4 separate regions of the Mus musculus genome follow, and all the other regions are linked to region 4. The links are chromatin loops, found by intact Hi-C in ENCODE. Cell type or tissue: heart. All regions are shown on one strand.

The links. Hi-C counts contacts between places; a loop is a spot of excess contacts. Peaks named below come from ENCODE experiments on the same cell type or tissue, not always from the same donor. Only the 100,000 strongest peaks of a DNase experiment are listed, where the experiment ranks them.
Region 1: a loop joins it to region 4, with 3 times the contacts of the local background. A loop is called at or near these places in 8 of 42 quality-filtered maps.
Region 2: a loop joins it to region 4, with 2.8 times the contacts of the local background. A loop is called at or near these places in 2 of 42 quality-filtered maps.
Region 3: a loop joins it to region 4, with 2.7 times the contacts of the local background. A loop is called at or near these places in 8 of 42 quality-filtered maps.

What each region holds. Positions count from the first base shown.
Region 1 is chr5:73,633,450-73,641,449 of GRCm38, forward strand. It overlaps Sgcb (sarcoglycan, beta (dystrophin-associated glycoprotein)), which reads right to left. Exons shown (of 6, transcript NM_011890.5): 3 at 7,234-7,419; 4 at 6,340-6,531; 5 at 5,934-6,065; 6 at 1-2,249. The coding sequence ends at 2,046. Among named protein-coding and RNA genes, the nearest start is that of Lrrc66, 5.0 kb to the left of the region's middle. In heart, CTCF peaks have their summits at 104 and 4,459 (motif pointing left); no DNase peak of the experiment used is centred here; H3K27ac peaks cover 275 bases.
Region 2 is chr5:73,287,654-73,295,653 of GRCm38, forward strand. It overlaps Ociad1 (OCIA domain containing 1), which reads left to right and starts at 5,141. Exons shown (of 9, transcript NM_023429.4): 1 at 5,141-5,323; 2 at 6,632-6,694; 3 at 7,273-7,353. The coding sequence starts at 6,637. In heart, CTCF peaks have their summits at 4,925 and 6,744 (motif pointing right); a DNase peak (open chromatin) is centred at 5,128; H3K4me3 peaks cover 1,858 bases; H3K27ac peaks cover 1,826 bases.
Region 3 is chr5:73,644,177-73,652,176 of GRCm38, forward strand. It overlaps Sgcb (sarcoglycan, beta (dystrophin-associated glycoprotein)), which reads right to left and starts at 3,561. Exons shown (of 6, transcript NM_011890.5): 1 at 3,499-3,561; 2 at 96-305. The coding sequence starts at 3,537. Spata18 (spermatogenesis associated 18) reads left to right here and starts at 7,204. Exons shown (of 13, transcript NM_178387.3): 1 at 7,204-7,496. The coding sequence starts at 7,410. It overlaps Gm34902 (a long non-coding RNA gene), which reads right to left and starts at 7,678. Exons shown (of 2, transcript XR_377025.3): 1 at 7,597-7,678; 2 at 6,804-7,292. In heart, a CTCF peak has its summit at 3,267; DNase peaks (open chromatin) are centred at 3,525, 6,615 and 7,175; H3K4me3 peaks cover 3,030 bases; H3K27ac peaks cover 1,312 bases; H3K27me3 peaks cover 3,882 bases.
Region 4 is chr5:73,487,390-73,495,389 of GRCm38, forward strand. It overlaps Dcun1d4 (DCN1, defective in cullin neddylation 1, domain containing 4 (S. cerevisiae)), which reads left to right and starts at 3,637. Exons shown (of 11, transcript NM_178896.5): 1 at 3,637-3,802. The coding sequence starts at 3,778. In heart, CTCF peaks have their summits at 3,507 and 3,718; DNase peaks (open chromatin) are centred at 3,482, 4,512 and 5,152; H3K4me3 peaks cover 3,438 bases; H3K27ac peaks cover 3,290 bases.

The DNA.
Region 1 (8,000 bases), 150 kb after region 4:
AGTAACCACGCGCTTTACAGAGCAGCAGGATATGCTCAAACTTCAAAGTGCTCAATGGAGATGTATCAAAACACAAGTGTTTCCCACAGACGTAAAAATACACTTTTTTCTCATGAATTGTATTCAGTAAATAATACTTTGTAATATAGGGTTCTGTGGATTTAGTAAAAATATTTATTTAAAGAAATTCTCAAAACAAATTTAAATAGAACATGAAACAAATGTACAATTTAAAAATACACTGAGCATGGACATGAGAATTCCAAGCGTGATTTTTCTGAGCATTATTTAGTTATTAAACAATACTTGAATATATCCAGAGGTATAAATTGCTCTCTTTCTTTACATCTAAAATCTGCACTTAGTGTCTGGTCTCCAGTCAACTCTCACCTTAGCCTGAGTTCACAGTCTATAAGGTATTTCATTTTTTCATTTGACAGAATTGTGACAACAGTGAACACGAATTGTTTTATGTGCTCATTTTTTACCCACACAGTTCTAAGTGACCATGACAGAGTACCAACATCCTTCTCTGTAGCTAGGCCCATGGTGCCTCCCTACTGTCTGCTTTGGAGCTATGCATTATTCTTCATCCCCAATCCCATGTTTCTTAGTAATACCAAGAAATTCCTTTTAAATCAAGTATAAACTGTACTAAGAATCAACTGGCTTGAGGGCTGTAATTAATTAAAATGAGACTGAGGTGAGGAGCAGAGATCAAGGTTTTATACCTAGCTAAAATGACCTGCGTCATCTTTCCAGTTAGCACCCTTTATTCTCGTGTATATTAATTTCTAGGCACACACAGAATTCTTCTAAAGGGTGATGCTGGTATGGGACACAGGAGGAACAACCTCTGGACAGCAGGACCTACTGAGGCCTAGCTTCCCCCCTTTCCACTGAGCTTCCCCAGGGTTTAGGGAAAAGTATGCCAGCTTCTCTATAACTCATTCAGGTACTCCCACATGACAAGCAGACCAAGCTGGTCTGTCTATTGAATGACATCTTAGAACTGGCTCAAGAGAGTTTAAAGTCTGACAGTGATTGGTCATGTTTTTCTAGCATTGGCATTTTAACTAGAGTAGCACACATGCTTGTTTTTTTACCTGTTAGGTGAATTAGGATTAGGTTTTTCCCATTCTTTGAGAGTTTTAAATAGTTGAAAATTCAGTGTAGATAGTAAAAAAGGCAGAAACACATTTGGAATCAGGTTTACCTGGGTTGGAATTGTACTTGACTCCCAACCCTGTATAGTATGGGGCAGCATCCTGAACCTCGCTGACCTTCAGTTTCCTGATGGGTAAAGCTGGGATCGAAGCCCTTGCTTAGAGAGGTGCAGTGGGAGTCAGAGAGATCAAGTGTATCGCACCCAGGACAGTGCTCAGCAAGAAGAGGCCTGATGATGATGGCTTCTGTTGCTCACGAGAGTGAGAACTGTGATTGCGTTTAACGTCCACACACCGTAAATACATGTATCATTATTTCAAGTAAACATACCATGACAGTATTTTCTTTAGTGCAAAACTAAGGAAACATAGTTTCTTACAAGCTTATATATGGAAAGCTCCTTAATGACTTGTTTGTGAAAATGTAGCTTTGGGTTAATGCATTAAAAATCTGTGCCTTCCCTTTTAAAAACCAAAGACAGAGCACAGTGTCCCTGTCTCTCCAAACATCTCTAGTGGATCTCTCCCTTAGAATGACCAAGGCTTACTGATGGAGTGTCTCAACCACTTCAGCCCTTTGTCCTCTAGGACAAGATATAGTAGAATGTTAAAAACACTTCAAAGATTAATTTTATTTTATTAATTTCTCATCATTGTTTTAGAGAACTGTTGAGTATCAGTGCAACTTACTAAAATGTATTAGAATGTAGGCACTCAAGATCCCTTAAATATGGAGAGTACATAATAGACACAGTGGTGCTCCCCAGGTAAAATAATTACAAGTTATGGCAAACGCTGTACAAACATGGTTCACATGCATTCTTAAAAAGGGGAAGGTCAAGTCAGATCTGAGCGCGCTGAGCCCTGCGGATGCACCGTCTAATGAGTGTTCCCACAAGGGTTGTCTGAGACCTGGCAGCCCATGTTGTGACCTGTTACTTGTACTTTGAAGAGTGTGCCATCTGCACACATGCAGAGCTTGTAGCGCACCCAGTCACCACTCCCTGACTGGTCCCCGCTGGAGGAACTGGGCAGGCGCGTAGGGCTGACCATCACCGTGCCGTTGAGGATGATGCTGTTTTCCTATGGGAACACAGTAACATGGTTCAGTCACATCCACCAGCGGGCACGAAAGAGAGACACTAAACTAGACAGGACTTAGGAACTAGCAGGAGGAGGAGTTGGCAGTCAGAGAGTAAAGCCATGATCAAACCAACTGTGGCACAGCAAAGTCACAATACACACAAGGATTCAAAGGCGACCCCTCGCCCAGTCAGCCCATATTGTACATCCACAAACCTACAACTCAGCACGCCAGCACGAGTCAAGATCACAGCCTGTGCACAGTGACAAAGTCTTGGGTAAGTTTCACTTTTTGACTCCAGAGAATTTTTACTTATTGACTGATGTTGATATTGATTGGGGGAGAAGAGTATTTTTCTCTTATAGGAAATTAAATTTAGTTAGTAGAAATTCAATTAAATATTAAAACTATGTAGTTTATCAGACTAGGCCTTCAAAAAAAACTGAGGGTTTCTTATTTAAACTCATAGCTACAGAATCATTCTCATCTGTACACTCTTAAGACCGTGTGTGTGTGTGTGTGTGTGTGTGTGTGCGCGCGCGCGCGCGCGCTCTCAAGCATTTGTGTGAGCATGTGCACACATGGAGCTCAGAGGTTGAACATGTATGCCTTTGTCAGTGGCTATCATACTCCTTATTGCAAGGTCTGTCTCTGTCTCTGTCTCTGTCTCTGTCTCTGTCTCTGTCTCTCTCACTGGATCTGGAGCTCGGCAAGTCAGCTACTCTGTCTGATCCGTCTGCCTCTACAGCCTTAGCAGCAGGATTACAGGCTCGTGGCACAGTCATGCGTGGCTTTTTACTTGGGTGTGTGATGGATGGTTCTGAACTCAGGTCTCCTTGCTTGTTTGGAGGCACTTCTCCAACTGAGCCATCTCAGCCTCCCAAGAGACTAGTAAGTTTCTTCTTGTCTCCCCCCCTCCTCCTCTCCTTTCTTCTCTCCCATTTAACAAATAATGACTAAATGCTGTCACCTGCCAGACGCCATCCTAGGCACTGGGGCGATGACAGTGAACATGGGCTCAACAGCCAAGTTTGTTCTTATAGAGTGCTGTTCACTGGAGGGAGGCAGATAATAAGTCAGCACAGGAAACTCTAGGGCATGCGGGGGCATAAATGCTACAAGGGAAGACAAGCAGGGTGAACAGAGGGTGGGTGGCTGAGGACTGCAGTTTACACAAGGTGCCAGAGACAGTCGTTTGCATCCCAACAGAAGTGGAGGTGTGAGTGAGTGGGGCATGTGGGTCACTAGGGAAGGCTCGCCAGTGGAGGCCACAGTGAGGGTGTGTCTTATGTAGGTTCAGGGTACAGGACGCTCAGAAGTTAAGGGAAAGGGGCTCAGAAGGATGTGAGACAAAGAAATAGTGGGGGCAGACCTATAAATAGTGGGGGCTGAGCTGATAGACTTAGGGCTTTATCTGGAAGGGAAGCTCACTTAGAGGGTGATAGAGATGGGTCTTTTTAAAAGGTCTGAAGCAGGCGCTGTGGCACAAATCTATATCCCAGCGTTCCGATCCAGCACTTGAGAGGCAGGAGGATTTGAGCCCAGGCCAGCCTAAGGTGCAGGTGAGACTCCATCTCATAGAAAATGTCGGTGGCTACAAGTTTCTGGGTAGAGAAGCAGCTCGTATCTAATGGGCGAACAGCAAAAGGGAGCCAGCAGGCTGCTCCAACAGTCTGGGAAGTGCAATAGCCTGCACACAGACAGAAGCTGCATTGGCGAGAAGCAGCTGGGGGCTGCAGGGCCCTTCAGGTGGAGCTGAGCTTTGCCAGTGGCAGTTGGGCCGAGCACAGATAGAAATGCACGTCTGCTGAGGAGCCAGGACATCAGGATGTCACACTTGAGGAGTTCAGATGCCTGTGGGTGTGGAAGTGGGGAAAGGAGGCAGGCAGCTGGACTAGAGAACCCTCCTGAACAGGAAAGGCCAACGCAGAGGTTTTAAGCATGGGGGTCGTCACTTTAGGGAGGGGCTTAAGACTGTCAGAGGGCAGAATAGAATGGTCACTGTTATGTACAGGCGTTTGCCTGGAACGTTTGGAATGGAACCATTTCATATTCCAGAGCTTATTTAATTTGGAATACCAGCATGGATTTTACTGGCAGAACATGCAAATTTTCAGAACAAAGCACTCAATATTATTCTGAAAGTTGCATGTGGGAGATGCAGTGGTGAGGGCTGTTTCAGATTTTGTTTCTATGCTGCCATCTTGTGGTCATTTAGTTTTACTTTCTTGAAAATATTTCTTGCCGAGCATTCAGTACCCAGTGTTAACAGTATTTGTGCACTAAGAGTCAGGAGAGATAGGTTTGAATGTTCTTTGTCTAAGAGCCTTAGAAGATATCTGAGGTAATGTGCATGCTGCCTGTTCTAATTTGATCATGTGCACATACATCAAAACATACAATGTTCCACAGAAGTAAGAATATTACATGCCAATTAAAATAAAAGTGAAAGTTAACATTTAGGAAGTAGTGCGGCAAAATTATTGCTAATGATTAGCTTGCACTCGAATGATCGATACCAACTGACTTACAAAGCTGAGTATTTTTCAATACAAATTAGAAATTAGTAGGTATGGGTACTTCAGACTATTTCATGACCTGTCACATTGACAAGGTGGAGTGGGGCAAGACTTTTCTGGAGGGCAGAATGAAAGATTCAGGTAACTCACACACGTTCTCTACACAAAGGCCTCAGACCTCCCTTCTCTGACCTTCAGTGTCAACTGCAAGCTTCAGGCGTGGCTGCTTGTCATTCCTCAGAGAGCGCCCTACCACAGCGCCGTGGAAACCTCCTCAGGGCGGCTGCGGCGCCTCTGGCAGGAGTTATAGCTTATGCTCATCTTATCATCCCGAGATGGGATTAAACAGTTGGGGAACTGCCAAAGTGAAACACCTACTTTCCTTCCTAAGGTTTATTATTTCTACGAATTATAACACTGAACTTATTTTGATAGGGGAGAATGACTTCTAAGTGCTCAGGCTGCTAGTGCCTTATGCTCTTTGGTAGCACAAATTTCCTCAGCCCTAGGGAAGCAAGATGAGCAAGGTGCCCAGAGGCAAGCGGGTAACTCCATTCTAGCTGAAAGTCCAGGCCAGTAAGCAGGGTGCAGGCTGCAGCTGCTCTGTATGAAGTAGGAGGCTGACTGAAGCTTTGGGGAGACCTGTGAAGCTGGGGTCACAGTGATGACAGACTTTCTCCCTCACAGCTAACAGGTGTCAGATAACAGCATGTGGCCCCATTCAAGTATTCTTCTTACAGCTTTGGTCACAAAGCTTGGAAACGAACAGGAATAACCTACAGTGGAACAACAGCAGCGACGTCAGGGACACATGGTTAGATCTCCTAGAATTCTCTCTCAGAAGGGCTGCTTGGGTTATGGCTTTTCTCCTTTTAAAATAACATAAAAATGCAAACAAGCACACTTACAAATCAAATCACCTGTTATTCTACCACTCTTAGCTAAACATTATTATTTTACTCTATTCTTCCAGATTTTATAAACTGCACATGCTCTGAAAGAAATGAAATATCTTATAAATTATTTTATAATTTTCTTTCATTTCACAATCCATTTTGAACATCTCATCATGACAAAAAATCATTTTCCACATACTACTCCACATGTAATTATATACTATTCCAAAATTAATTATCTTAAATTCACACAGGAAAAAATACTCACAGCTTTTAACTCCACATCTCCTCCCATGTGAAATTCAATGGTTTTGCCCATGATGAAGACGCCTTCGTTGCCTCGCACAATTGCACGCCCATCGACTTTGATGTTTAAGTCACTGGTAGCATTGCTGGTAATCTAAAAATGAAAGCACATGCTAAGGCGAGCTTGTGGGTAATGAGAGAATCGTTATCATAGAGAAGGGGGTGTCTCAACTCTGGACTATGCAAGGCAGGCTTATAATTGTGGGGATTAACACAAAGAGAGGACTTATTAGTGTGTGTGCAGGCTAAGGCCAGGGCTGCAGCCCTCCAATGGTCTGAAAGTCAGGTTGTCAGGTGGCCTAAGTCCTCCCCCAGGGAGTAGCTGCTGACAAATCCCCCGTTAGCATTGATAAAAGAATGAACCGGACCCTTTCAGTCGATGCTTTCTGAACGTTCAAACTTTTCACCCCACTTGGCAGATGAAACTCGTGCGTCTCATAGTCCGTGCTGAACAGGATATTGTGTGTCCTTGGGTCAAAAAACTGCATCCCGATGTCGCTGGTGATGGAGGTCTTGTTCTTTTCAACACTCAGCTTGGTCGTCCCTTGCTGGAAGACAATCTTGGGGAAAAGTGCTTCATTGTGAGTCTGTTCTCAAAGGATGCGACAGACAAAGTGATGGAGCCGATTGGGTTTAAGAGAACTACAGAGCAGTAAGGACAGAACCTGAAGCGACAGTGAGAGCCAGACCTCAGGTCCCTTTAGCTGCACCTGTTCATAAGACTCTGCATGATATACAACTTTAAAATGCAGGTCTGTACAGTCCTTTGCTCACACATGACCCCCTGTATAACAGCACAGGTCACAGGGAACACGGCTGGGCCCTAAGACGGTCACGGCGGAGGTATGGAACACCCTGGAGGTTTCATTTGGCTAAGTGCTGTGTTTTAGCAGCACCGGGCCTTGTCTGCCACCGAGTAGCATTTCTCTTTCTGATTCCCAGAACCTAGGCTTTCTGACCTGGGAGGCAGCTCTTACAATGGCTTTGTCATCTGGAAAAGAAAACTGTGACCTACAAATTCTTACACCAGTGAGTTTTTCTCCTGGAAAAAAGATCTGGAATATTGCATACCTAACTCTAGCAAGGTTATAAAGCCAACAATATTACTGACTGTCGAGTACTTATGAATATGGATAACTTTGTGTGTTAATGCATATTTTAAAAGAGAAGACACCAATTTCCAGCTTTCAGCTGTAGGATATCTCGAGAACTGCCGTCTATGCCCCCCTCCTCCACACACTGCCCCCAGTGTGGAAACTTACTGGCTGGTTGTTGCCAGTGATGACCAGGTTTTCATTCCGCCGTCCTCCCACCGTGCTCTTATAAAGCGGGTGGATGACGCCCATGTCAGACACTTGCTTGAACCTCAGCAGACCGCTCTCGTGGAACTCCATGCTATCACACCCATTTGGCCCAATGCGGATCACCGCCCAGATGACAAGTGTAATCTGAAAGACAGGCATATCTGCTCTTACGAGGCATGCACCAGACACGCCCGGAAGCAACCAGCAGTGCTCTCTGAGTGTGTGAGGTCTCTGGACGTGTTTAATCAGTGAGATGGACACACTACCTGGTGGTCTTCTTAGAGGATGTTTTTATCAAGACCCTAAGCACACAGTCGAGAGCTAGGCATGCCAGAAGGCCCATCATAAATGGCAGTGTCACTGTTTCCTCTTCTCCCCTCATTGGTTCCCCAAGGACAACCAACCATGTTCAGCAATTTAAGCTATTCCATCTAGACTCTGTCTCCATATTCATACATAATGTAGATTGTGTTTCTTCCTTTACCGAGTAAGGCTTTCTCTGCCTTATCTATTTTAGCAGATGGGAATCTGGGCTCACCATTATGTCTTTTCTCTATCAACTCCAAACACATTCCGTCAAATCTATGTTCAGCATTTACTGATTATGACCATGTAAGTTTTATTCACCATCATACCGTCAAACACTATATTCTAATTCTTTTTTAAAAATTTGTCTTCATAGTTCAATATTTTCTTTTATTTGATAAATTGAACTAAATCTCAAA
Region 2 (8,000 bases), 200 kb before region 4:
TAGAATGCATAACACCCTATGATGAATCTCCAGCACGAACAAACAAAAGAGAAATTAAAAAAACATGTAAGACAGGTGTGATCATACATGCCTATACATGCCCATAATCTCAGCATGTGAGAATTGGAAGTAGGAGGACTAGGAGTTCAAGGCTAGCCTTGGTTACATCATGATTTTTTTGCTAGCTGAGGCTATGTGAGACTCCACCTCGAAAATCAAAACAACAATAACACATGAAATAAAAATGAGGAACTCACAAATGATTACTTAGATATTGACAGTGGACTTGAATTTTAAACATTGTTAAGCTTTGTGCATACATACATCTTAAAGTTCCAGGCACACAAACTGAGTGAGATCCATGCTCTTACAAGTTAGCATTAGGACATGAATAATTCACTTGGTGGTTCTCATTTCATAGTCGGGTTTCTGTGGACTGGGATGGACCCAGATGCAAAATCCAAACTCAGCTTCATGCAGCTGCACTCTGGCTCTCCTCATTCATTTAACAGCTTCCGGGAGGTTCTATAAGTGACAGTAGAAGAGACACAGCAGATGTGTATCACAGCTCCAGAAGTCTAGAGTGGAGAGATGGGTCTGTAGCAGATTGACAGTTTAAGGCCTGCAGGTGGGGCCACCTCCTGGGGATGCAATGTCTTCTCCTTTCCTCTCCCAGCTTTTGTCTGAAAATCAAACTGTCCTATTGGAAGCACGGCTGTGGTGGTTGGACATGCTTGGCCCAGGGAGCAGCACTATTTGGAGGTGTAGCCTTGTTGGAGGAATTGTGTCACTGTGAGGGTGCGCTTTAAGAGCTTCCTCCTAACTACTTGAATGCCTTCTTCTCCTGTTTGCCTTTGGTATAAGAGGTTGAATTCTCACCTCCTCCTGCACCATGCCTGCCTGGCAGCTGCCATGCTTCTGCCTTGATGATAATGGCTGAACTTCTGAACTTGTAAGCCAGCCCCAATTAAATGTTGTCCTTATAAGAGTTGCCTTGGTCATGACGTCTGTTCACAGCAGTAAAACTCTAAGACAACTGTTATTCAGAAATCTTTCTTTTCAAATACATATTACAGTGAAAACAATCCTCTGAAATCCAGACTCTCTTAGATGTGGAAGAAAGTCTCTTTCACTAAGACTTGAATAAGAGCTGTGTCTTTGTGGTTATAACAAAGTGGACAGATTCATATTTGACCACAACACCCAACACACTGACGTTGAAATAAAAACCAAGGAATATCAACAAACAATCGACGAAAACTGAGATGTTTTTAAAATAAGAAGGCTTACATTGTCTTTTAGAAATGGCTTCTTCTTAGAACACTTACATATGTGCAGTATCCGTGCCCGTGTGCACTTGAGTTCACGAGTGTGAAGGTGCCCTCACAGCCACAGCCACATGTGACTCTAGGTAACTCTGTATCCCGCAAGCTGTTGCTCCAGCTTCCTGATTAATAGTGTTTAAGCGCAGTCTCATTCCTCAGTGGCTCTCTCCAACAGAAATGGTAAATGCAAGGACCATCGAATATTTAAAATGGCAGTTTGCCAACGTTTAGAAACTCAAAAGTCTTTTTCCTTATCAGCAGGCATAAGTATTATGAAAACCCAAAGGAACCATGAATCTATATGAATTCTATATTTCAAGAATGGCACAATAATAAGGGGGGCTGTACACTGCATTGCTAGAGCAACCCACCCCAGCTATACTGAGTCAGATATGGAATCAGTGTGAAGCCTGAGCTTTGGGTTCTCTTGGACAGTTTTTGCAGCTGCAGCAGCGCCTTCCATGAAGCTCTCTCTTGCTTCTACAAGAAAGTCAGTTGTTGGCTTCAGGTAGCATTTTGTCTAAGCTCCATCCCACAGTTACTTGGCAATAGCCAGGTATGCTCCACCCCACGGTTACTCGCTGTAAATCTTTTTCCTTTTTAGCTGCTCTCAAAAAGTTGCTGGAAATACAGACACAGGGGTCTGTCCAACGTCTGGGTGAGCGCACAGAACCTTGTAGGTTGACTGGGATACGGTCATGAAGTACCTGTCTACCTTCTATTTCCTCCCTCACCTTCTCCTCCCGCCATTTTCAATCCCTTCTCTTTGCCTGCAGTTTATGTTTGTGAACAAAGCCAAGTCTGTACAGGTTTATAAAACAAAAGCTACCCTTCACTGAGTTCTCATATTTTCCCTTAACTACCATTTAGATATGCCTTCTTCAAAGAGCTAAACTTCTGGAAAGACTAATCAATACTTTTCCACACATTGGCACTGGCTGTTCTTTTCCTAGTACATTATAATCTGGATTTATTTTGCCCTACCCTATAATCTAGATTTGAATGAAATAATACTTGGAAACGTTATAAATAACCTTACTGATGCAGTTAGTAGCTGACTCACAGTCCTTATGAACATTTGGTTTGACCACATTCTCCTTTCGGGGATAGTCTTTGACTCTGGCTTCTATGACATTGCATTTTTTTGAACAATACAGACCTCCTAGCCTCATTAGTAGGCAAATAAAAACCAGATTTTGCATTAGTATAGAGCTCTCACTCAAAAGGACTTCTAATTCTTTTCTTTCTCTCCTTTCTTTCTTGCTTTCTTCCTTTCTTTCTCCCAGAAAAAGAACACAAAATGCATAATTTGCCAAAAGCATGTAAATAGTAGACCTCTGTCTTGTAATTGCATAGTCTATGAACTTTATAGTGATTTCTTTCTAATGATTTCTAAGAACTGATAAGGCAAAATACTTACCCTCATAGAACACAACTGCAGATACATTGAATAATTGTTATTTTTAAACGATGAAGAATATAGAGAAAAACACCCAAAGTCAAGCTCTGGCCTCTAAACATGTATGTACAGGTAAGTGTGCCCTTCCACATACATAGGCAGGACACACACACACACACACACACACACACACACACACACAAGTGCAACAATAATAATTGCAATTTTAAATCTTAAAAATCCATCCAGCACTGAGGAGATGACTTAGCAAGTCACACAAGTCTTTTTTGTTTGTTTGTTTTGTTTTGTTTTTTGTTTTTTCCAGTCAGGGTTTCTCATGTAACCCTGGCTGTCCTAGAACTCACTCTGTAGACTAGGGTGGCCTTGACCTCAGAAATCCACCTGCCTCTGCCTCCCAAGTGCTGGGATCAAAGTTGTGCGCCACCACTGCCTGGCAGTCACACAAGTCTTACAGCCTGAGTTTGATCCCCTGATCCCAAGGTGGAAAGAGAGAACCAACCCTGGAAAAATCTCCTTTGACCTCCACAGAGTGCTGTAACACACACACACTAATACAAATTAAAATTAAAAAAAGAGTGCAGCTAAAAAGGGAAACTTTGATGTCACTGAAGTCAAGAAGAAATTCATTAGATTGCTTGAATTTTTATGAATTAAGGAATACTCTGACATATTCCTTTAATAATGGTTTCACAGTAATGTCTAACAGGCTAACAGGGCTGGTGCTATACCTTGGAAACTAAGGACACTTACTGTCCTTCAGATTATCTGGGTTCAATTTCCTACACCCTCATCAGGTAGCTTACATCTGCCCGTAACTCCAGTTCCTGTACCTGTGGGGGTATACATGGTACACATAGACTCATGCAGCCACACACAGAAATAAAAATAAATAAATACTTAAAAACAAATAAAGTGACTTCTGAAAAACAAAAGTAATATCTAACAGGTAAAGCTGGGCTGATACCGCCTTGGCTATTTGCTCAATGAAGATATTTGAAAGAGTGCTTGTTAAAGACTCTTCCAGGGATGTCTCTATTCCTCTCAAAGAACAATGGCAAATGGAAGGAATAATTCCATCAAGTCATGCTTGGTGAACTAATGAGCTTAATTAAAGTTACTTTCCAAATCATGGGCAGCTTGCCAGCTATGCCTCTTAATACATCTTTCTCCCAAGCATATATGCTCAATTTTGTACCTTTGAGAAAAGGATGTGCCTCTGAGCTCTTGACTCTTCAGGAGGGCATGTTCGTGGAAGCAATCTTTTGAGGGTCTCCAGTGGGTACACCACAGCTGCTCTGATCACAAGGATGGAACCCAAGGCTTTCACAGCTGAGCTTAAAGTTCCGTGATTTCTGGTGATCCCCACGTTCCTGGTGCCATAGCAAGGGTCTAAGATGGTTAACAAATCCTATCGCCTTTCTCCATTGGATGGGCATCAGCTTCCAGGAAGGCTTTGGAGCTCACCCAAGTTATGTTTGAGTTCGTCCTTAGTGTGGGGTTCAGGAGCCATAGAGGTCTAGCCATGACTCCGGATTCATGTTTTACATGACTTTCTCTCTTAAATAAGCATACAGACAAGTTCGTGGATGCCATAGAACCAGTGAAAAACATATGAAATGAGGAATGGTGGGAAGTCTGACAATTATAGGAGTTCATAACTTCGTGGGCTGGAGCTATCAGAGGTATCAACGATATACTTTCAGGACTTGGTTCAGTATACGCACTCAGTAAACATGCCTAGGATCAGTGTAAGAAATGAATAGTTGGTGGTTAGGAGTGGCAGCCTGAGCTCTGACGAAAAGTTGGTCTCCTAGCATTAAAATATAGTCTCCTGGTAATACAGCCCCAGAGCCTAAACTCCTTTTCAGACTTGTTTTAACCCAAAACTGTGAAACACACATTATTTCTGTTATTCAGATGAGTAAATTCTGAGTCTCCGAGTTGGAGTGTATCCTGACTCTAGTGTTAGAATCAATCGGACACTAGACTGGAGGTTCTGACAGTTAACTTAAGAGTTCACGCTTAAAATTCACTACCTAGCCTAGAGGCTTAAAGCATAAGAAAATTTCTGTAAATCTTAAAATTAGGGAAGTCCAAGGAAAGTCATGGGATAAGGAGGGGACTTGAGGATGGAGGGGTTCCAAAATGTCCCTACTGGCTTGTCACTGAACAGTCTCTGGGGTATGTCACAAGAGCATCGAACCTAGAGGCAGAGCTGAGCTGCAGGCCTTAACTCGCGCAGCCGCAGTGCAGCTCTGGAGCGCCGCGGCCTGGGGCGGGGTGGGGGGCGGTGAAAGGGGCGGGACTAGTTGGACGGGGCGTGATCGACATCCGTGAGTATTGAGAAACTGGCCCGCCGCTGTTTCCCAGCGCTGTCCTGACGTCATTTCCCGTCAAGGGTACTGCTTCCGGGTGTCGGCCTGCTGGCGCTCGTGTGTGGGTGACATCTTGGCGATCGCTTGGAAGCTGCCCTCTTTCCCCTCCCCGCTTCCCGCGTTGTCCGCTGTGCCTGTCTCTGGGGTCCTCTCCCGGCCTCTACCCCGGGTCCTGCTCCCAGCGTTGCCGCCTCCATCGTGAGGTGGGTGTGGTGGCGCGGCTTTCCGCCAGTCTCCCACCCTCGCCCGCAGCCGCCATTTTCCTGCCCGGAGGTGTCCGGTCGCACTGCGGGCCTGGGCTCTGCTGCAGCGCCGGTGACTCGGGCACCGGGAGACCTGCATGGAGGGGTGGGGAAAGCCGCGATGGCCGAGGTGGGGTGGCAGGTCAGGGACAGGAGTGCTGGCGTCCGCGGCTACTGCCTCGCTTGAGCCTTGTTCTTTATGATTACAGCTTTGAGCTGTAGTGATCAGACAGGTCGCACTGCCCTCCAGCCTCCCTGGGGACGAGATTTTCTTTCTTTCTTTTTTTTTTTTTTTCTTTTTTGGTAGGGTTTTGCAGTTTGAGAAGCTTCCTCTGAATGCTTCATCTGTCCAAGAGTTCAGTTTACCTTTTCTGAAACCTTTTTCTTTGAAGGGATATAGGTATGCAATAGGTGATGATTTTAGTGACTAAACGAATTACAGAAAGGTGCTTTGCTGTTGGCATCCAGTAAGTCATACTGCGATGCGTTTGTTTCAGCGAAGACGTACTCCTTATTTTGTCTGAAATGCTGAGGTCTAAGTTTAAAGGAAGGCGAAAGAATATATTTGCTCTTGGATTTTAAAATTTATTTAAGATGTTTGAAGATTACTTGGGCTGGTACAGGGAAGTTTGCCATTAGCGTAGCTACCTGCAGAAAATGTGACGTCATTATTTTTTGACTGCTGAGTTAGGGGATACAATGCAGTTTCGTTTTAATTGGAAACCTAGAAGTGACTTGAGGTTTTTCCCTAATCATTTGGATATGGTTGTAGTTTTTGTTTTGTTTTTGAGTCAAGGTACAGAATAATGTGAAATAACATAACCTAGCCTTAGAAGGGAATTTTTTTCCATTGTTTTGATGTACCCGTTTTTCAATCAAAGGGTCGAATGTGAATAATTAGTTCAGATATGTTTATGACCCTTTTTCATTCAGTTATTTTTTTATGTCAGGTAGTTGAAATGTAAAAGTCGGGGCCTGAAGAGATAACTCAGCAGGTAAGAGCACTGGCCCTTGCAGAGTTTCCAGTACCCACATGTCCTATCACAGTATCACAACCATCTGGAACTCCCAGTTCCTGGGGATCAGGTGTCATCTGATCTCAGGCACCAGGCATGTTAGTGTATACAAGCAAAGCACCATGCACGTAAAATACAACTAACTGTAAAAATGTTTAATGTTCAGTAAATATTTGTTGATTTACAGGTAGACTGGTTAGGGGGGTTTATTCTGATACTTTGTAATATTTGGATATAAATGTTTCTGATACAGGAACTATGAATGGGAGGGCTGATTTTCGAGAACCGAATGCACAAGTGTCAAGACCTATTCCCGGTAACTTTTTAAAAAATATTTATTTATTTATTATATGTAAGTATACTGTAGCTGTCTTCAGACACACCAGAAGAGGGCATCAGATCTCATTATGGGTGGTTGTGAGCCACCATGTGGTTTCTGGGATTTGAACTCAGAACCTTTGGAAGAGCAGTCAGTGCTCTTAACTGCTGAGCCATCTCTCCAGCCCCTCCTGGTAACTTCCATATTAAGTATTTATAATTTGTAACACTTTCTGGGTAAGGACATTTTATTTGCCTGAGTAACAGAAATCGGGCTGGTCTTATGGGTGTGACATAGTCACACACGCAGCTTAAATATTCTCTTGTTACTGTCTCTAAATTTCTTATTATCTGAACAGGGGTGGGGGTTTGTTTTACATATTTTCATTTAGCACCGTGTCTTGCCTGTCTGACTAGTGGGTAGTAAGAATAAATTCTGTAGGAAGTCAAAATTGATTTTAAAAATAAGTGACAAGCCAGTTGTCTTAGTTTTATTTTTTAAATGTTCTTGTTATTAGTAGACAAAGCTAACTTTTTAGGCTTTTGAGAAAATGACTTCCAATCTTTCTTTAAAAGACATAGGAGGCGGTTATATTCCGACAGAGGAGGAGTGGAGACTCTTTGCAGAGTGCCATGAAGAGTGCTTCTGGTTCAGATGTGAGTTATCCTGTCTAAGAACTGTTTTAAAGAATGTTCTTGGGTGGTTCTGTGGTACCTGTGTATGTGCATGTGCAGAGGGAAGAAGGCAGTGAGAAATGGTCTCTCTGTGTAGCCTTGGCTGTGCTCGAACTCGATCTGTAGACCAGGCTGGCCTCAGCTCACAGAGATCCTTTGCCTCTTGAATGTTGGGATTAAAGGCGTGCGTCTCCACCAACACCTGGTCCATCTTTCTCACTGAACCTGGAGTTTCCATCATTTGGCTAAATTGGCCAGCCATGAGCCCGCAGGATCTTCCGTCTCTGCCTCCTTAGATGTGTATTGGTGATCAGAACTCAGAGCCTAGTGTTTGCAGTTCATGCACATTACCACTGAGCCATCGCTCCAGCTCTGGCTCATCATTTTTTCTAATTAGCATAATTCCATCCAAAACCTTCACTTACAAACTTGACCTAAATGCATGTTTGAAAGTATAATTTATAGACTATATTGGGACACTTTTGGGATATTGTGGTTATTACTAATAGAGATTAAGGAAATTGTCAGTAGTAATAGCATGAAAATAGGTTAGTAAAGTTCTCTCCCTTTAGAGATGAAGGAACTAAGACTTAGAGGTGTTAAATGTGTCTACTTGTGTTACGCGGTAG
Region 3 (8,000 bases), 160 kb after region 4:
CAGAGTATGTAAGCAGAATCTATGACCTCATGGCAAAAAGATAAAAATTTCTTCCAAGGTACCTCCAGAGAGAGGACAGTGTGTCACATACTCACGAGTAGATTGATGACGGCCAGGATAAACAGGAGGACGATCACGCAGATGGCTAAGTTGCCCTTTCGCCCCCTCAGCCCAGTCTTATGGAGCCGGTCCTCATCGATGGGGATATATCCAGCTTTGAAATTGCTGTTGTGCTCTTTGTTAACATTCCTCCGCTCCACAGCCTTCTCCCGCATGGATTTCTTCACTGGCCCGTTGGACCCTTGCTACAAACAAAACAGAATGCAACAGCTCTAGTCTCCTTTTCATGAGTTTATTAAATTCAAATTCACAATTAAAGAAAGCTGAATTGGTTGTTGGTAGATGTCCCATCAATAAGTTGCAAGTCACACTGAATTGCAGGTTTCAGTGTTACTGTCATATAGCACACTTTCTCTCTGCCTTTGGTCATCCTACTGTCAATATGGGTACAGCGCACTTCTGGGCAGAGTTGATGCACACACACATGCACACATTTCAGTGGATAATATGACTAATGAGTGCATACACACATGCACACACATGTATACACACATTGCAGTTGATACCATCTTTACTAATGATTTGTTAGATTTTTACTCATATATTTTTTTACTTACATGAAAAGATTTTTGCAATGGCTGACAGAGATTGCTACTTATAACTCAATGGGTTAAAGCCTATATCATTCTAGATCAGTAATTTTTGATGTGTTCAGGGGCAGTTGCACAAGGATGTATGTTTAGGAGGGATGTCAACTGAATTCTCTTCAGGGTCTGAAATGTCAGACACATTTTAAAAAACAACAATAAGATTTGTTTTTTTTTTTTTTTTTACTCCCCCACTCTTTTGAATGAACGCTGGTGTCTCCAGAGGCCATGTCATCGTTTACAGTGACATCATCACTCCAAGAGTTAATGAAGTATTTGCTCAGGCATTCCTCTGTTTTCACAACTTCTCAGGTTAGTTTCTAATATGGTAAATACCAACAGATAGTTAAGAGGATATATAGAGTCTGGGATAAAAAAAAAACAAAACAAAACTTGAGAACTTCCGATCTTGACCGTAAGTGTCATTAAGCAAGCGTGTTATGTAATAGAAACACAAAGGGGCCTGCAGGAATGGTTACTGCCCAAGTTGCACGCGTTTTTCAGAGCTCCGAGGCAATGCACTTATTGTAGAAGACAATGTACTAAGAACCATCATACTTAAGCACTGACACAGAAGTTGGACGTGAGAGAGGAGGACACGATCCTTTGCTGTAGACATTATGGACCTGCGTTGTGTTACAAGGCACGTGCACTCTATCATGTCAGGGTGCCCATGCCACAGAGGTCAAACGGGAGAGTGGGGACACCCTGGAGTTGGTGGGAAAATGAGAGGAGTGGGTGGGTCAGATATGGCAACACTGGGGGAGAGTGGAAGGAAGAGCCGGGCTGAGCCAGTTCTCAGCAGGGTGCAGGCTCTTCTAATCTTATGTTCTGTTTAACTGGGCGTCACTGGAGGTTACTGTGTGTTTCAGCATGTTGAACACGAGGTGAACACTTTACAGAGGTCGGCAGGCTCCTGCCTGTAATGTGGTAATGGAGGTTTGAGGTAATGAGGAGATAAACTAGGGTGGGCGAGAGAGACACATTGAGGGACATGTGAAGTGGAAGATGTGGTAACCGGCAAAAGTGTCACCATATGTGAGATGAACTTTTTCCTGGGGCAGTGCCTCTGCAAGTGCTGTGCTGCTGCTGCTGGTGGCCCCCTCATCTTCCTCTTCCTCCCTAATTCTCCTAATTTTTCTCCCCTTCTTCCTCCATCTCCTCTCCATCCTCCTTCCCCAAGCTCTTCCTCCTCCTCTTCTGCGTTTCTTTCTTTTCTTTTATTCAGTGTGTGAGGGGCACATACACCATGATATAAGCGTGTGGAGGTCAAAGGACAACCTTTGGGAGTTGGGCCTCTCACTTTACCAAGATGGTTCTCGGGACTTAACTCAGGGACTAAGTTGTCAGACTTGGTGGCTGTCACCTTTATCACTAAGCCATCTTGCCAGCCCCTCCTGAACACATTTACATTGAAGCAGACTCAAGCTCCAACTGAGACCTGGGATAGAGGAGCTGGGGAAGAAGATACCAACATCTTCCTTTGTTGATGAAGCTGGGGGAGAAGCTTTTTTAAGGGGCAGAAGTGCCAGGACCCAGTGACTGACACAGCGGGGGGCCTACCCTGACTCCCAAACAGAATAGATTACAAAGTTAGTGGGATCCCAAACACAAAAAGCAACCTTTCATGTTCGAATTATAAAGTTGAGGGAAGCTGGTCATTAAGCCCAATGCTTGTTTCTCCTTAGCTCTCTTCAGGCAGGCCGGCTCTGGTTAGGGTAGCCAAGTGGGCAGACCACTGTAACTTTCCGGTAGAATAGAAGCTCAGAGCATCAAGATGCATGCACAGAAGAACTGAGACCCCTCTAACCCAGAGGCTGTAAGGGGTAAACTAGGAAAACCAAGGAATGGCTTCATTCCCAACAAGTCCACTTGCCTATTGTCATAGAGGATTTCCGTGCTTGTTTAGCAGATTTCAGGTCTGTTTTTCATACCCCCTAGAATGAGTCCTCGAATATTTAATAGGTCTGTCGCTAAAATGTTAGCCACTTAAGAAACTATTCCCCCGTTGCATATCAATTTCACTCATTCACTTTCTCCCCGCAGTGATTTCGAAGAAATGAAACTTTTAAAGAGAAACCAGCTTACTGGTTATTTGCAAAGGGAAACAACAATAAAGAAGTGACTACAAAAATAGCTTTTTATTATAATAAGTCACTTTAGCAACTACTTGCACGAGCATGTGTTCACACACTTCACCCGCACACACACTTATGTGCGTGCTTAAGTTACAGCTTGATATCTGAAGGGAAGCCTTTAAACTATTCTAGGCTCACAACGAAGACCAGGAAACACTTGATAACGCATTTCTTAAAAAGTAATCTTAAACCCACTAGACACGGGTCAGTTTTATATTAGTATCTGAATCTCCGAGAAACCACAGTGGGCGGGGAATGGCAGAAGCAAGACCTGGCCACGATCCACGCCAGGCAACAGCTGACCACCACTTGGCTGGCATCGGTCAGCCTCCCGGCCCCGACTGACGTTATTTTTATCCGCATGGTTTCTGGCTGCGGAGAGGCACGTCCAGGCGCAGGCTCCGCAGGCCATGACCCGTGTCACTCCCGCAGAGGGACAGCTCCGCTCTCTGGCCGGCCGGGAGCCGCTGCCCAGGATCCAGCCCGGCCTTCGCCAGCATCTTGGCTGCGGACAGCTCCCGCCCTGCGGCCCCGCCCTGCCGCCTCGCTCCGCCAGCCCAGCCCTCGCGCCCTCCGTCGTCCCCGCCCTCTGTGGGGTCGCCCGGGCCACCCGGCTTCCCAATCCCTCGGCCGGCCGCAGCAGGCTCACAGACCTGCTCGGTCGCTGCCGCCGCCGCCGCCGCTGCCGCCATCTTGGCCCGCCGCAGCCCGCGCTTGCGCTCTGGCACTGGGGTGGGGCTCACACCCTCGATGGCCACGCCCTGTCACGCCCTCGCCACTCCCCCGAAAGAAATCCAGAGTGGGCAAGATTCTGTGTAGGTTCACATCCTTGCAGGGCGGTCCCTCACGACCGTAAGTCGCCCGCGGGTTGCATGGGTGTGGCAAGGATCTCTGGGGCATCCTCAAGTTCTTCGGAAAGGACGCCCTCAAAATCCAAAACATGCCTTTACCTTTATATCAACTCCCCGTCTTGGGATACTGTCCTGTCCTGAGCTGTGACAAACTGCAAGGGAGTATTTGAGTGTACTGGTGGGTGAGACTTGGGTGCAGATCAAGTGGAAACTTTAGGTAGCTTAAATCAAACTAGTCTCTTCCCCCTCAACTCCTCTGGAAGCCTGTGAAGTCAAGTCTGGCACTTTCTTTGAGGCATTAGAGGCAGATTGTCCATTTAATATTGGAGACTATATTAGGTCCTTAGGAACCTAACTTGACTCACAGTGAGCACCAGGAGACAGTCAGGTGCACATTGGTTGCTCTCTGCACTGATTAAGTTGAAAACAATAGAATGAGTAGCATCCTAAGTTCAAGAACTCCTCAGATGATGAGTAGTTTCTACAAACTACCCTAGGCCACCCAAGGGAGATGTCTGATTCAGCTTTTTCTCTCCAGGTACTGGGTCATTTTGCTTTTCTAACTCAGCTTCCCTGCTTCGCCTACTTCTGATGGCTGGCTGGCTGTGGAGTTAAATACTCTGACACACAGCAAATGTCTCCCAACCTTCCCCCTCTCTCATGCCTGATTTCGGATATAAGCTGTATCTATGTGGTCATTTGCCTGGTCCTGTCTTCTTCCCCAACTGCTAAAACTGCCTGGCTCTATCACTGGGACGAACCTGCGTTTTAGTCAGGAAGACTATGTAAATCACAACCCACAGGTTTGAAAGTCGGCGGTGTCTGGGTAATAGCTTGGCTCTGGTCCCATTTATCAACTTTGACAATAAGGCTTTTGACTGCTCCTGGGTTCCTGTGCCTCACTATTCACTATGCTCAAGTCGTTTCCTTTTTCTCTGACAGCTATACTCCTTTGTGTCCCCCAAGAACCCACCAAATGTCACATTCTCTTCAGAGCCCCCATACTCTGATTAGCGCTACTCTGTTTCTAACCTTGTGTCAGTCTCAATCACTCACAATAATGGAACTTATTAAATGTCTTCCAGAGCTGCCTGGCACTCCAGATTCTAAGCAGATAAGAAGCCCCACCTTGCTTTTTTTTTTTTTTTAACATGTCTCCACATAGGTACTTTAATAATGGATTTTTCTGAAGTCAGATGGACCTTGACTGTCTGAAGATGGGTCTCTTCTCCTTGGATTCCTCGTTGCTGAGGTGTTACTGACAGGTCACCCACTTGTTCTCATTGCCAATGTGTCTTCTTCTGGCTGCTGTTGTTTTCTAAGATTTGATATTATACGTGTATGAATGTTTTCCCTGCAGATATGTATATGTACCACCTGCATGCCTGGTGCTGGTGGAGGTCAGAAGAGGCTGTTAGACCCCCTAGGACTGGAGTTACAGTTATGAGCCACCAAACATGTGTAGGGAACCAAACTCAGGTCCTCTGCAAGAACAGCCAATGCTCTTAACCTCTGAGCCATCCCTCCGACCCAGCATGACTGCCCTCCGAAAAACCCAACAAGCGGCTGAAAGAGTCAGAGGCAGATATTTGCACCCAACCAATCAATGGACAGAAGCTGCTGACCCCTGTGGTTGAATTAAGGAAAAGCTGGAAGAAGCTGAGGAGGAGGGTGACCCTGTAGGAGGACCAGCAGTCTCAACTAACCTGGACCCCCAAGATCTCTCAGACACTGGACCACCAAACAGCATATGCTAGCTGATATGAGGCCCCCAACACATATACAGCAGAGGACTGCTGGGTCCCGGTTTAGTCAGAGAAGATGCACCTAACCTTCGAGAGACTGGAGGCACCAGGGAGTTTAGAGGTCTGGTGGGGTTGGGGAGGGAGAGGGTAGGGACATCTTCGTGGAGACAGGGGTGGGGCTGGGGAGGAAGTGTGGGGTGTGGAACAGTCAAAGGGTGGACCGGGAGGGGTATAAAATACGGAGCATAAATAAATAAATAAATAAATAAATAAATAAATGATTTTTTAAAATGAGAACCAATTCACAGAATTAACCACAAGGGTAGTGTTCGTCATGTCTAATGATGTTTTGAAGTTTTTTCCCTTCTGATGCATTTGGAGGGTGCTGTGTGCTTGCAATGTCTCTAATTCTCACAGCAGTCTTATTTTAACGGGAATTATACCAGTTCACTATGACACCCATTTGATATTCAGGATTTTATCTTGCATTATTCTGCTTTTACCATAATTTTCTCCCTTCCCTTCCTCCTTCCCCCCTCCCCTCTCCCCTCTCCTTTCCTCCTCTCCTCTCTCCTTTCTCTCCTCCCTCCCTCTCCTCTCCTTCCCCTCCCTCCCCTTTCCTTCCTTCACTTCCCCTCTCCTCCCTCTCCCCTCCCCTCTCCTCTTTCTTCCTCTCCTTCCCCTCCCCTCCTCTTTCTTCCGCTCCCCTCCCCTTCCCCCTTTCTCTGTACTTGTGTGGAGGCCAGATATTGTTTTAATCTCTTCACCTTATTTTCTTGATACAGGATCTCTGCCTGAACAGAGAGCTCAGGAATCATCTAGACCAATTGGCCATCAGTCCCAGGGAATCTCCTGTGTCAGTGCCCGGATTTAAAACAAACAAACAAACAAGAAACCCAAACAAAACAACCCCCAAAACCTCCCCATGTCTCCTGTGGATCCACTCAGGACCTCGAGCTTGCATGACAACCACTTCTCGGACTGGTAAATCCTAGCAACTCCGTTTTAAAAAGCAATTTCGTGCAAATGGAACAGAGGCTAGATTTCCTCTGAACAGCAATACAGGTCCCTGACACAGCGAACAGTAAGACACGAGTGTCATGGCACCCGCCCACCCCCACTTCCCACACAACACAGGCTTGCACCTGATCGTGCTGAGGAAGACCTGGAAGTCAGGGCGAGGATCCCGCCCGGTAGTGTGTGTCTTTCTGTACAGTACAAACCAACGGACAGACCCACGGAGGAGGAGGAGGGCACAAAGCCCAAAATGAAAGTAGTAAAAAACGGACATTGGAGTCCCAATTTCACAAATGGAGAATTAAAGGCACTATGGGTGGAGGAATAAAGAAAGGGCCAAGGAAGTGGTTGCCAAAAAGTCTACTCAAAATTTTCATGAAGTTAACTTGCTTTCCTACGTACGCACTGCCACCCAGTACGGGGTGCAGCCCCGGGTTAGGTGCCCTGCGGTTCCCAGCGCAGGGTCCCACAGCAGCCCCCCACCCCAGGGTCTGGGTGTCCTCCAGAGGGTAGCACAAGTCGGAGTTTCGACGCTTCTGTGCCTTCGCCTCGGGCCCGTTACGCCACGGCGCTGGGTGGGAGGAGGTCGCGGTAGGGGTGGGTCCCCAAGGTCCCCAGGCTGGGAGCGAGGAGTGGGGGGCGGGGCGTTGCTCCGACGCTAGCCCCGGGTCCCTGGCAGCCGGCCGCCACGTCAAGGTTTGTTTAATAATCGCCGGGGTATTTATGGCCTGGTCGGCAGGCGGCTGCGGGGGAGCCAGAACAGCGCGCCGGGCAGGGGGGACCTGCCCGGTCCGACCCGAGGGGGAGGATGGACACTCCAGCCGCGTTCTGAGCCTGTGTGGAAGATAACATCCTTAAGCTACATCACCCCGTCGTTCAGCCTAAGCCACCCACTCCCTCGTCCCCTCTACTACTAGATCTCCCGGAGTCGGAAGCGCGAAAAAGCGCGCGATGGCAGAAAGCCTGAAGAAGCTGGCCAAAAGCGAATCTTTACAAGCACTGCAGGATAAAGTCACCTACTGGGTGAACGACTACAACGTGAGTCAGGGTGGGAGATCCTAGGGCTCACAACCCCACCGCTCTTGGGACCCTAACGGGGATCTCAGACTCCTACCCAGGTCAAAGAAGAAAGCCCCACCTTTATCGGTGGTGGGGTGACTCCAGCCGTAGCGCTAACCAGTATTCGGTAACCTTGGACACCCGCGGCCCTAGCAACAGAAGGGTAGCTTAGAGCTGCCAGCCACTCCCATTCTCAGGACCTTCCCCCCTCCTTCCCTTTTTAGGGATTCCCGGAGTGAACTTTCCCTACACCTGGGTGCTATTAAGGAAAAGGGGCACTTGTAAAGGTTGCACTTTTTGTTTGCCCGCTGGTCAGCATGGCTATTAGGGTAGCAGGGCAACTTCCAGGAGGTGCTGGCAAGGCTTTTGTAAGAAATTACTGTGTCACCAGCACACTGTCACACTCAGAAGCACACTCCAAACTTCATGAATGCCACTTCAGCGGTGTTTCAACAGCTGCATGTTGAACTTGGCTCTCTTCGA
Region 4 (8,000 bases):
TGAGGAGTTTCACATGCTCTCTCTGGAATCAAAGGTTACATGAATTCCAACACGCTATGTTTTCCTTTCTTACTTCAAGCCTTACCAGGGACATATTTATCTACTAATCTAAGCAGGTTCAAGCCTATGTAAGTCTCCAGGGCTATGCTGTTTTCAATTCTGTATCCCAAGCCTAGTGTACATGGGACAAGCAGACATACTGTGATTTGTGATATTGGGAGGAAATGTTTAAACCCCCAAACCTGTGCTATTGTCTCTCTCTCACTAGACTTCCATCAAATTCTCAACTAACAAAATAGGTAAGTCAGGCTCCACTGAACACTCCAAGTGATGGCTGGTCCTGATTGTCAGCTTGCCTATATCTGGAATGAACTATATCCAGAAATGGAGGGCACGCCTGTGATCCAGATCTTGAGGCAGGAAGACACAGGCTTTTGGTCTGGATCTTGAGACATAGTGGCCGAGAAAAGCTTAGGCCCAGACAAGGGAGTACATGCTTTTAATCCCAGGAGACAGATGCAAACAGATCTGTGAGTTCAAGATCAGCCCGAGACAGAGCAAGTTCCAACTAAAGAAAACCTTAGGTTCAGGCATGGTGGTAGAGACCTTTAATCTGGAGGCCTACATAAAGACAATGGAAGAAGGAAGCCTTTTTTATTCTCTCTGCCTGCGTGCACTTACTTGCTAGCACATCAGTTGGAACCAACTTCTTCAGGATTCCAGCTTATACAGAAGACCAGCTGAAACACCTAGCCTTGTGGGACTGAACAACTATTAGATTCTTGGACTTTCCATTAAGAGCTGCCCATTGTTAGCTTAGTTGGGCTGCAGACTGCAAGTCATACCAATAATTCTCACTAAAATATAGACATTCCTGTTCTGTGACTCTAGAGAACCCCAATACACTTTGTGACTTGTTCGTATTGTTAATGTTTTAACCATAACCAAGTGCAATGCTATCCCTTCAAATCTGCCCACCCCTGAGTCTCAAGACATTCACTACCCGCTGCCCCCAGATTTAAATATAAAAGATGGTATTTCAGTAAACATCTCTACAGGGGGACCTTGCTATTTGGGAAAGTTATCGAATGAGAAAAAAAATGGAAATAACATTATTTATTGAATGATTCCTTGAAAAGGCCATATTCCAAATATGAAGAATAGAATTTGTATTAGTGTGGTAGAACTTTTAAGGAGTTGGAGAGAGCACTGTCTCAGGAATCTTGGATTTTCTCATTAGACCAGCGTGGTGATGGAGAGTTGTAGACAAGGAGCCAGAAACTCGAGTTTTTAAATACTGCTTTGTCCTTGGGTAGTTCGATAACTTGGATTAGATGCTTAATTCCTTTGAACTCCCGGTCTCATATTCTTATAATGAGGAAGTTGGATTTGGAATCTCTGAGGTTCCTTTCAGATATAAAATTCCCCAATAGTCGTCACCCACTTCACTCTTAGGAACAGTGAATCAGTGTCCACTGTTGGAAGCCACTGCACTGCACTAAGTGCCGGGGGACTGAAAACAGTCATAACAAGTTCCCTGACCATGAAGATTTATACTCTTATGGATGGTTGAAATGTCTGGATGATATTCACAGAGCATCGTTTAGTTGTTTTATTATTCATGAGACTTGTGCAGTAGTGAGGCTCAGCCGACTAAGAAAGAGTACTTCCTCTCAGTTCTCTAGCTCTAGCGGACTGTGATTGGCCCTGACACCTTGCCTCTGACTGTCCTTGGTGGAGGCCACTATTTGGAACCTACACACTATCCCCCTACCCCGATCTGGGTAAATCTGTATTTTACTTGAAACTGGTCAGACTGAACCTAGTGGAAACAGCTGAGAACCAGCATAGGTTAGAATTCTGTTTATTTATTTATTTATTTTTCCTGGATACTATGTGTCAAGGAAGTGCTGAGAGCAGGGAGAAAGCGAACTGGCAGCAGGTCCTTTAGGTTTAATAGTCTCACAACCATAAAGTTTGCTGCAGATAAATCAATATAGCAGATTAATAACTAATATAAATCACGGGCTTATTTTAATTTACAAGTACCAAGAAGTAAACCTCTTTTCTGTGCAAAATAATATGGGAAACAAAACTCAAACACAACAAATATTATACATAAGAAAGTCTCAGAAACACGAATAAACTGTAGTTCTTACTATATTAGGCTGAAATCAGGAACAGAATAATGAACACAAAAAGACTTTGCCCAGAATAAGCACTTAAAAAAATATAGAAGCTCCCAACCCAGGAGCCTACAAGTACCTTCCTTTGTTTATGAGACTTGGCTAAGACTCTGTCCTGTTAAGGAGACCCAAAAGAATGCTCTATGAAGAGTTCTTGTCTTCAGATGCAATTCTGATATTTTGCAATTTGATGAAGTGAATCATATGCATTTGAATGACAAATATGAAAGATTGCGTTATTGGGATTCAATTTAATTACAGAGAAATAGAGGGCGATGAGATGGAACATATCACAGTAACAAACACAGTGATGTAGATAACAAGGACTGTAAGCTGTTTTGCGCTTGTAACATTTGTCCGGATTTCAGAACTCTACAACTCAAGAGCCTGGGCTGTAGAATTCAGAATCCTAACGCAGGACCCCTTTGTTATCTTTGGTCATATCATCCAGTGCGTGTGGCGGAATCTACAGGCTGTCCAGGCTGTGGTTGGGGCAAGCGAGGTTTGGACATGGAGTGTGTGTTTGCGGTGGGGGCGGGGCGCCCACCCTCGCACATCTCAGCGTTATTGCATTACCTGTGATTGTGGAGAACTGGTTTTCAAGTACTGAAAAACTCCAAGAAACAACAAAAGCAGTATTTAGGACACTTAACAATCACAACCCCATTAACGCTTCCCTCTGCTAAACAGCGGTTTGGCCAGGTTCGACTTATGTTTCTTAGACTTTTATAGTCAGGGGACCTGGCTTATCTTGGTGTCAGGCTGACCCCAGAGCCTAATGTGGCACTAGGTTTTTCTCTCGCTGTCTGGGGACCGCAGAGGTGTCTGACGTTCAATGCCTGAAGCATTCGAAACCTTTGGCGCAAGTAACGCATGACTCTGAATAATTGACTCTGAAAAAGAGGCGCATTTCCAAAGTTGAGGACAGAAAGGTTGTGGCATAAAGGGGAGGAAAGCGGAGATATTTTTCTTCTTCTAATTTTCCGCAATGGGAAACGATTGAGGAGAACCGGCGGGACCCGGGCGCGGGCAGTAGCGGGATCTGGCCGATGGCCTCCCAGGGAACACCAGTCCCTGTGGGCTGGAGCTTGGCTCTAGGTCCCTCAGGCTGCTTTGTTTCGGATGCTTAACCCAGGTTCTCGGCTGGGCTCTCGGTTGGTCTCCCGCTCCAGGATCCGCCCGCCACAGGGCGGGGCTTCAGGGTCAAGGTGGACCAATTCCCCAGTCTCGCCCCTCCACGCGCTTTCGGACCCCTGAATGACTGACAGCCGTTGGGTCCAACCTGCGGCTCCGAACAGTGGCCTCCACCAGGGGCGGTCGGAGGCGAGACGCCGGGGCCAATCACGTTGCAGTCTAGGGGGCGGGGCCTCCTTGCCAGCTGCAGGCGGCGCAACCAGCACTTCTTCGGTCAAATGAGAGCCGAAGAGGGGCGGTCCCCCGGCTGGGGTCTAGCCAATGAGAAGGGCGGGATGGGCGGGCCGGAGAAGAAGCCGGCGGTCCTCTGTTGCGAGCTAAGGTTTGGGGAGTCGGTAGGGGGACCGCGAGTGGAGCGCGGGAGCCCGGGCGGCAGGCGGGTGTGAGCTGCCCGAAAATGCACTCGGATGCTGCAGCTGTCAGTGAGTAGCACAGAGCCAGCGGGCCCGCACACCGCGTCCGCTCCTGCGCTCCCTTCTCCACTTCTCCGGTTCCGATCGCGCTGGAGTCCCTGGCCCGGGAGCGGGTTGAACCCCTCCTGGAGTCCGAGGGCCGTGACGCTGCGGGCGGCTGGGGCGGGGGCAGGGGCGGCGGGGAGGGGGTGGGGACTGGCTGGCTTTCCGCGGTTGGGGGAGGGGGGACATTCTGGAAGGCCGGGGGCCGAGAGTCGGTGGTGCACGGAGGTGGAGACGGCGGCGGGCGCTGGCAGCTGGGGTCGGGGGTGGTACGAGCGGGCAGGGAGAGGGCCTGCGGTCCGAGTACAGGGTGAGGCTTGCGGGGCCCGAGCCGTACGGTCTACCGGGGAAGGCGGGGGAGTGCGAGGGGAGAGGGGGCGGGGACAATGGGAAGGAGGGCTGGGGGCGGGGGCGGGAACAATGGGTGGGGAGCTGGGGCAGCGGCCGGGCCGGTGAGGGGATGGGGGGTGATGTAACGGGGGCCATGGAGTGGGAGACGCCGCGGTGGGATGGGAGAGTTGTGGAGTCCGGTGTGCGGGACGGCGGTCGGGAGTGGGGAGAGGGCTTGGGGGGCAGGTGTTGGGACAGGCGGTCCCCGGAGGAGTGGATGGCGGATAGGACTGCTGTGCAGTTTGGGGGCTGGGACAGGGGTCGGGGAGGGTGTGCGGAGTGAGTTAGGAGGAAGAGTAGGTGGGGAGAAGCGGGGACTGGGAGGGCTGTCATCTTCGGGTACGGTGCTCTTGGGGCGGGGTGGGGAGCGTTGGACTGTCCATTGGGGGAGGCGCCTCCTCCCTGGAGAGGCCCGGTTCCAGCCTAGGAGGGGACCACCATTGAGCCTCGGGGTGCACTGAGGAGAGGGGGCGGGGCCGGGTACCCGGGAGGTGTCCCGAGGCTGGCAGTAGCCTCCGCGTTCGGCGAGCAACGGGGAGCGAGGTCAGCGCGGGCTGGGGTTACAGGACCGGGAGGCCGCTGTCTGCGAGCTGACTCGACCCGCAGGGGTCCTGGAAGCGGGGTGGAGGAATTGGCGTAAGAGGTTGTCGGGGTCCCCGGCGGTCCGTAGGTTTGGCAGTGTGTGACGCAGTTCTCTAATTTCTGGCCATCAGGTGTAGAGGCTGATGCGTCAAGACCTGTTACCTTGTACGGAGGGCCGCTTTGGAGGCATAGCAACGCGCGTGCGAGAAGCTACCTCCGCCCGAAGCACCGGGAGGGTGCTTTAGGGGTTTCCTTTAGGGTCTGGCTCCCCGAGCCGGTGTAAAGGGAAAGGCAGTCTCGTGGAATTCTGGGTCTTGTAGTCCCAGCCGCCCTGGGCCGCGGTTGGATTGGGTGCACGTGGGTAACTGTGGAAACGAGTCCCAGAATTCAGCGCGCCCCTTGGACCCTCCTTGCTTGACTAACTCGTGCTTTATGCCGCGGAGACTCAATGCATTCTCTCCCGGGAGATGCCTGGGTTCCTTGGGACAGTGTCCACCGCAGAGGGAAAGCCCAGGCCAAGCCCTGGCCTTTCTCCAAGATAATTTACCCCTGCATCTGCCTTGGGGAGCGAAAGCTTAGTCTCAAATCATCCTGCACACGTTCGTTTTAAAGCAACGTTTACCATGGAACATTTAGAGCGTGTTCATTGTATGGACGTCTAGAGTGAAGTATATAGCCTTACATAAGTATGGAAACTAAGTAGAGATTCGTAATATCCCTTGTGAAGAAAATACAGATAACTGCACTGGGTATTTCTTGGGCTACTTGGTTTGTCCAAGAGTTAGGGGATTTTTCTTTTGGAAGCGAATCAAGAATGGCAGCTTAGTGGAATTTGGGGTTGAAGTAGTCTCATGCCAGAACCTGCAATGAAATCCTAAAGGTGAGCAAAGGGGAACTGTGATGTCTTAACTTTTATGTAAGTGAAGCGAATGAGGCTGTAAAGTCCTTCCCTTTGGACTATTACAGGTCTTCCTAGTTTGTGGGCATCCTTTGCCAGTTCTCCTTGGTGATCACCCTAAATCAAATGTAGGGACTATAAGATTATTTTTGTGTGGTGTAATGGATACTATGAAACATCCATAATCGCAATGGTTATTGGAGGGGTGTTTTAATAACCCAGCGGTAAACATATTGAGGGCGAGTTTTAATATTTGGAAACGACTTGACACAGTTAAGACAGTACTAAACTTGTCTATGTGTTTGATAATGTTTTTTTAAATTTATTTTTACTATTTTAAGTATATATATATATATATATATATATGTGTGTGTGTGTGTGTGTGTGTGTGTGTATGTGTACATGCATATAGATGCAATGGAGAGCAGATGTGTGTGTGTGTGTGTGTGTATGTGTACATGCATATAGATGCAATGGAGAGCAGATGAAGGGTCCCCTAGAACTGGTGCTTGTGAGCTACTCAACTGAGAGCTAGGAATGGAACTCAGATCCTCTGCAAGAGCAATAAGCACTCCTAATTCTCCAGACCTTACAGGATGGCTTTTGAAATAAGGTCTGAGAAACTTGTGAGAATATGTTTTAGGGAAACAATTTATATCTATCCTGTTTTGACTTACACCTGCAGTAAAATCTCTAAGAACTGTCTTGTATAGAGTATGGACATTTTCCAACAAAGTATTTAATCCAGGATTTGCTGTTGCCGAGTGATTGTGGTGGGGTGGGGTGGGGGGGAGCATGTGCTCTTTAGATCTTCAAGATCTAAAGAAAACATCAGTCTGCATTTCTTCTCCTTTCATTTGTTCTCATCACATCCCGAAGAACAAGTGCCCTTCCTCACACAGTCCTCCAGCTAGTCCATAAGCCCCAAAGCCCTAGGCACTGTCAGCCTGTACTACTCGTCTTTCGACCTTTGCATTTTGGCCCTTGGCTAGGTCTTATATTTTCTTGTGGATTTAGCTATGCATTTAAATAGTTCAGAAAGTTTTATTGAAGATTTTTGACTCTGTATTGGAAGGATTTGGTAGGGGTAGTTGTATAAAGGTCCTCTCAGTATCAACTTATAGAATGAATCTGTCTCTATATGTATGTATATATGTATAGATACATATAAATCTTACATATGTATGTGTATATATGTGTATACACACATACATACATACATACATGGGACTTATACATACACACATATATACATAAGCTGTAGTCTAGCTAATACAACAATGGCTGTCTTATGTATGGAAGGTCCAAGAATCCAGTAATTGTTCAGGCTAGATGCTTCAGCTGGTATGTACTGGAATCCTGAAGAAGTAGGCTCTAATGCCAGTGAAGGAATGGACTTGGTATTGAGGCAAGAGCAAGCAGGCAAAGAACAAAAGCTTCCTTCTTCCATGTCCTTATATTAGGATTCCAGCAGAAGGCTTGGCCTAAATTAGAGGTGTGTCTTCCCACCTCAAAGGTCCAGAATAGAAGTGGATCTTCCCACTTAAAATTAAGCAAAAATCACTCCCCAGTGTGCCACTCAGTTTGGGGGTTTTAGTTAATTCCAGATGTAGTCAAGTTGACAACCGTATAGTCATCACAGTCTTGTCTGTAACTGCCAAAGACGAAAGCTCTCTCCTCTTCTTATTGGGGATTTGTATACAGTGACTTTTTTTTATTCTCCACATTGGCTTAGAGAAGGCCCCTACTTAATGCTTGATGGTATCCCTCCTCCCCGTAACTTCCTTCCTTCTTCCTGTTTTGATGTTTGCATTGCTCTCATCTTAATTATCATCATGGTCATCCTTATAAGTGTAGCTATTAATTAATAGCTAGTAATTCTGCTGACATAGGAGCAAAGTGCAGTCTGTCGGTTGAGGACCTGGTACTTAATAGCCTGGTGACTTTGGTAAGTGTTTATTCCCAGGGACATTTAGACTTGAGGTTGTACCAGGGTACTTCCATGTGTTGGAAATAGGCTGTGTATATGGCCCTAGCTTTGTAGTTAGTCAAGGCAATAGAAAACCCAAGCTAGTTAGTTGATTTAGTTCCTTTGGTTAATGAAGCTGCAGTAATTTTAATCACCTTGGTTGGAACCTTACATACTTCCCATCTTTTTCTGTTTGGAAGTGGAAGGGAGAGTCTGTGTATGCAATACTTATCTTGTTGCTGTGATCAAGTAGCTGACCACAGCAACTTAAAGAAGAAAGGGTTTATTCTGGCTTACAGTTCGAGGATACACTCTGGCAGAGCAGA